2 separate regions of the Homo sapiens genome follow, and region 2 is linked to region 1. A link is a loop called in an ENCODE intact Hi-C map of the cell type or tissue named here. Cell type or tissue: sigmoid colon. All regions are shown on one strand. Links, peaks and the distances in the headings refer to the core of each region. The heading gives the core; the rest is flanking DNA.

The links. Hi-C counts contacts between places; a loop is a spot of excess contacts. Peaks named below come from ENCODE experiments on the same cell type or tissue, not always from the same donor. Only the 100,000 strongest peaks of a DNase experiment are listed, where the experiment ranks them.
Region 2: a loop joins it to region 1, with 2.9 times the contacts of the local background. A loop is called at or near these places in 61 of 110 quality-filtered maps.

What each region holds. Positions count from the first base shown.
Region 1 is chrX:46,581,091-46,584,009 of GRCh38, forward strand. All of the region lies in intron 1 of CHST7 (carbohydrate sulfotransferase 7), which reads left to right. Among named protein-coding and RNA genes, the nearest start is that of CHST7, 8.8 kb to the left of the region's middle. In sigmoid colon, for the core only: no CTCF peak of the experiment used is centred there; no DNase peak of the experiment used is centred there.
Region 2 is chrX:46,632,124-46,635,042 of GRCh38, forward strand. The region is part of intron 13 of SLC9A7 (solute carrier family 9 member A7); the gene reads right to left. Among named protein-coding and RNA genes, the nearest start is that of CHST7, 60 kb to the left of the region's middle. In sigmoid colon, for the core only: no CTCF peak of the experiment used is centred there; a DNase peak (open chromatin) is centred at 1,408.

The sequences.
Region 1 (2,919 bases), core at 217-2,716:
TGGGCATGGTGGCGGGCACCTGTAGTCCCAGCTACGCGGGAGGCTGAGGCAGAAGAATCACTTGAACCCTGGAGGCAAAGGTTGAAGTGAGCTGAGATTGCACCATTGCACTCCAGCCTGGGTGATAGAGCCAGACTCTGTCTCCAAAAAAAAAAAAAAAATAATAATAATAATAATTAAATAAGGGCCAGGTGCAGTGGCTCATGCCTGTAATCCCAGCACTTTGGTAGGCCGAGGCAGGTGGACCACAAGGTCAGGAGTTCGAGACCAGCCTGACCAACATGGTGAAACCCTGTCTCTACTAAAAATACAAAAATTAGCCGGGCATGGTGGCGCGTGCCTGTAATCTCAGCTACTCAGGAGGCTGAGGCACGAGAATTGCTTGAACCAGGGAGGCAGAGGTTGCAGTGAGCTGAGATCGCGCCACTGCACTCTAGCCTGGGCGACAGAGCGAGACTCTGTCTCAGAAAAAAAAATTGTAGAAATAACATAAGCATGTGGTAAAAATAGAAATTTTTTTTTGAGGCGGAGTTTCGCTCTTGTTGCCCAGGCTGGAGTGCAATGGCACGATCTCGGCTCACCTCAACCTACACCATCTGGGTTCAAGCAATTCTCCTGCCTCAGCCTCCTGAGTAGCTGGGATTACAGGCATGCGCCACCACACCCAGCTAATTTTGTATTTTTAGTAGAGACAGGGTTTCTCCATGTTGGTCAGGCTGGTCTCGAACTCCTGACCTCAGGTGATCTGCCCGCCTCAGCCTCCCAAAGTGCTAGGATTACAGGCGTGAGTCACTGCGCCCGGTCAAAAATAGAATTTAACAGGATAGAAGTTTATAAAATACCTGCCAGTCTCACTTCCTAGAAGCAGCCACAATATTTCTTGTAGTATATGTCTAGAAATGTTTTACGCAAATTCCGGCAGAAAAATATAGCCTTTTTATACACAAATGGGATTGAACTCTATTTATTGTTCTGCACTTTTTTCACTTATTGCTTTGAAAATCTTCCCGTTTCATCTTCTTTTTAATAGCTATATTGTATTTCATGGTAGGAATGTATTATAACATATTTAACTAGCTCCTAGTTCCATACTGTAGGGCATTTAGTTGTTATAGTTTTGTGCTCTATTTCATTGCATTTCTAGTAGGGTCCTTGTATTTGCATACATGTGAGTATGTCTGTCAGAAAAATTCCTATAGCAGAGTGACCTTATATAGCAAAAGGTATATGCTTTGTACATTTTGAGAGGTAATGTTCTTCAAAGTCGTCCAACATTCACTACCACCAGCAATTTCTTGGAACGTCTGTTTCCCAGACTTTCAACAACATAGATTTGATTTCATTTTTTCATCTTGGCCAGTTTGATGAATGGAAAATTCTTGCTGCTGGCATCCTGGCTCTCTCTGACCCTACAGTTCATCTCTGATGATGAATGATGGCCTCATACTTTGGGTTGTAGTCACTGGAATGCCAAAATGAAATCAACTTCTTAGCCCTTCTACAGTCCACATGTATTTAGAGAGTGTTATTTTTGTGATTATTTTGAAGAAATGGATACATTTTGGTATAAAAATTATCCCTTTAGAAAATCACACTTCGACAGGACATCAGGTTTTAGCAAGGTTCTTGTTCAGGCGGCCTTCTTCTGGTACTGTTGCAGGGGATTGTACTTACTGACTCGAGCATAAACAATTTGGGGACCCTATCACTGGGGAAATTAGGCTGATTTTAAATAAGGTTTAACCATTCATACATTTTCTCTATGTTCCTGAGAGCCCTCTTTGTGGTCTCAGCAGGGGAAGGGCAGAAGTGCCCATTTGCAGTTTTTGAGGCAGGATTCAGACGGTTTTCTAAGAGGTTTTTTTTTTTTTTTGTCTTGGCAGAGATTTTCTTCCCATGAATATGAATGTAATATAAATAGTTGGGAGTGAAGCTTTTGAAAAACATTTACAAACAGCTGGTTTAACATTCTTCAGTATGCTTTGTCTCAGCCTGCCCTCAGCATGAGCAGGCCAGAAAAGAATGAAACAAAAAAAACTAAACTGGCCTCACTTTTTTGTGTCTGACGTTCCAGTTGAACAAGGTGACTAATAAATGAACCCCTCTCTTTGTGAGGTCTCCTGGCTCCTCAGCCTCTTGCTTCATAGTGGAAATAAAAGGAACTTGCTCTATTGAAAAGGACATTTCTGCTGAGGTGCAGTATAAAATAAGAATAGTAGGGATTAAGAAACAGCTCTGGCTCAAATTCAAGTCCACAGGCAAGTGGGAACTGTTTGGGAATTGAATAGGAAGCAGTTTTAATTGGAGAAAATAGAAAATTGCGGAGCTCAGTGATGTGTCTATAATTGGAGTCCTTCAGCTTTGCTCCCCGGCCCGCTTGGCACCCTGGCACCAAGCCAGTGGCCAGGTCTGACATTTTCTGCAGCTGACCCTGTTCATAATTAAGACCACCCTGCTGGATGCTGAGAATAAATTAGAGCATCAGCTGATGATGAATATTTTTAAAAATTTGTTATGAATACATATTTGTACATGTTTATGGAGTGCATGTGATTTTTTCGTTACATGCACAGTGTGTAATGATCAAGTCGGTATTGGGGTGCCCATCACCTCGAGTGTTTATAATTTTGATGTGTTGGGAAGATTTCAAGTCCTCTCTCCTGGCTATTTTGAAATACACCATACATTGTTGTTAACTGTAGTCACCGTACTCTGCTATTGAACTTAGAACTTACTTCTTCTATCTAACTGTGTGTTCATACCCATTTAACCAATCTGTCTCCACGACAACCCCCACACCCTTTGCAGCTTCTGGTGACCACCATTCTATTCTCTACCTCCATGGGATCAACTTTTTTAGCTCACATCTGAGTGAGAACATGCAATATTTGTCTTTCTGTGCCTGGCTTATTTCACTTA
Region 2 (2,919 bases), core at 233-2,732, 51 kb after region 1:
CCATTAACATTTTACTGTATATTCCTTATTACCTATCTATCCATTTCTCTATCACCCATCTTACTTTTTCTTTGGATACATTCAGATAAAGTTGCAGACATCAGAATACTTCCCCTAAATACTTCACGTGCATATTGACAAAGAGTCTCTCCTTGACCAAACTTTAGTCAGGCTCCTAGGAATTCACTTCCCAACTAGGCACTGACTTTTGGGCTTCCATGTCCATCTCAGCATAGCCCAATTTTAGCAAGAGGTTTGCTAAGTTGGTTTGGCCAGAACCGAACATCTGATTGGGTTCTTCATCCCCCCACAATCCCTCAGGTGATGTCTGATTGTCTAAGTTGGTTTGGCCACAGCCCAACATCTGAATGGCCTATCCCCAACATCTGATTGGATTCTTCATCCCCCCACAATCCCTCAGGTGGTGTCTAATCCCCTTCGCCTGTCTTCAGCAAGAATCCTATTGGGTCAGTTTAGCCAGAATCCCCCTTGCCCCTGATATTTCCTCTCAGTACTTCCCTATCCACTGACCCGTTTCTCTCCCCTGCTGCAAAACCCCATCACAGTGGTCCCTATTCCAATCGTGATGGTCCTGAACAACGTCTGCCTTACTGTTTAAATATACATCAGAATAATGTTTTCTTTAACAATATCATTAATTAGAGTCCTGACCTGCTTTCAATCCTGGTGCCCCTATACCCTCTTGCATCAAGATAGCCTTGAGAACTCACACATTTGAGAGCAACAACTAAAGACAGAAAGAAAAAGCAAAATGGCAGGACTCATTTATAACAAATACTATAAAAGCACCAGGGCAGTTGTCTTGGCTTAGAAACATACTAACTGGCACTCTATGCATCTGGCAATTTTTTTTTTTATCCTTGCACCTTCCTCATTCTGAGGCAGGATACTGTGCCATGGATGACATGGATAACACTGGGCAATGGGGGAAAGAAAAAAGATGCCAGGAAAATCCTATATCTGCCATGGAAGTTCCGACCTTCACGGCAGCCACTTGATATCAACCAAGTATGAAATGCAGCCCAAACTCCTGACAGCAGAGAGTCTAAAAGAACCTCCTGGGCCCTGCCACAGACAGAGGAGTGTGGGAAGGCCCTTGGGGTCTCTTGGAGGGCCTTGCTACTGATATAAGTGCAGAACAGGAGATTTCTAAGAAAGGAAACAAAGAGCTGCTTCTCAGCTTGCTGCTGCTAAAAAAAAAAAAAAAAAAAAAAAAAAAAAAAAAAAAAAAAAAAAACAGATCGGGGCCGTGAGACACAAATAATGTTTTGCACTTTTTTTCCCCTATTCAAGGTTGTTTACTTTAGGGCGATTTAGTAATTACTTTTCTGGCAGGGTTGAGGGCCTCTTGGACCAATCCCCAAGGATGACACGGGACCTTGTGGCTTCCTACAAAGAGCCCCACCCTTGGGGCAGAGCCCAGAACCAAACTGATCTCTGGGAAGAGGAGGTAAAGCAATGGGCCAGGGTGTTTTGGTGTGGAACTGGGCAGCAAGAAAGAACAGGCACAGGATTTTTTTTTTTTTTTTTTTGGTGAATTTTTTTGAGACGGAGTCTCACTCTGTCACCCAGGATGGAGTGCACTGGTGTGATCTTAGCTCACTGCAACCTCCATCTCCCGGGTTCAAGTGATTCCCCTGACTCAGCCTCCCGAGCAGCTGGGACTACAGGCAGGTACCACCATGCCTGGCTAATTTTTGTATTTTTAGTAGAGACGGTGTTTCACCATGTTGGCCAGGCTGGTCTCGAACTCCTGACTTCAGGTGATCTGCCCACCTCGGCCTCCCAAAGTGCTGGGATTACAGGCGTGAGCCACCATGCCCGGCCCAGGTACAGGATTTTAATTGCAGGTTTAAAGCCTCAGAAGACTTTAGGGTCCCCCAACTTTCTGAAATTCCTAGTGCCAGGTCACTGTCCACTTTATGTATCTCTCTCCTGACCTGGTATAACGCTTTTGATCCAGGACACTGGAACTTTTTTATGCTGTTTTATTATATCTTATTTTAGCATTCCCCTGATACATCAGGGCTAAGCTCATAAGAACACAAATGACAGCCTTTTCTTCCAGAATGGGCAGAATTATCTTTATTTTCATTAGGAATTAGATAAATGTGGACATCCCACACTAAATGAATAAATAAAGCAAGCAAACTGATGTGCTCATTCTGGAATGAATAAATACCAGAATGATATTGATAATATCATTGATAATTTCTCTGCTGGTATAATTTGTCCATTCTGATTAACAGATAAAATGCCATAAAATCTCGGAAAGTTTAGAAGTATTCCATGTTAATTAATAATTTTTTCTAAAAAAAAAACCCTGAATGGTCAAGGTTTTGAATAATTTGAGGAATATGAGACACACATCTTCATATAACACCTTGAACACCATATCATAATCTGAATTTGCTCATGTCCCAAGTCTAATAACTTACACTTTGCCTGAAGGACTTTCCTTCTTGAAGGCATGCTTCAAAGGAAAGGGTTTCCTCTGCAATTTAGCTGGTATCAAAGTCAGTCTCCAAAAATGAACATGTGTGTGTAGAAAAAAGTGTGATTTCAGTGAGCTTAAATACTTAAAGTAATTTCATGTGAGTCATTACAGTACACATACGGGGCCTAGTGATATCCCAAGACCCATGTCCCACTGCTTTCACCACTGCCCTCAAGGAAGTGAGATATTCTCACAGTGCCGAGAACAGAGTTGAAGCCTATTTTGCATTTGATTTATCTATCAGCACCGAGAATCAGATCAGGAAGAAAACATGCCAATTAGAGAAACAGAAAGGAAAGAAGAAACATTAAAGTTTGTACTTTGCTTGCCCAGACATCACCACCCTTAAGCATAGTTATATCATAAACTTGGAAGGATACAAGAAACAAACTGCATTAGAG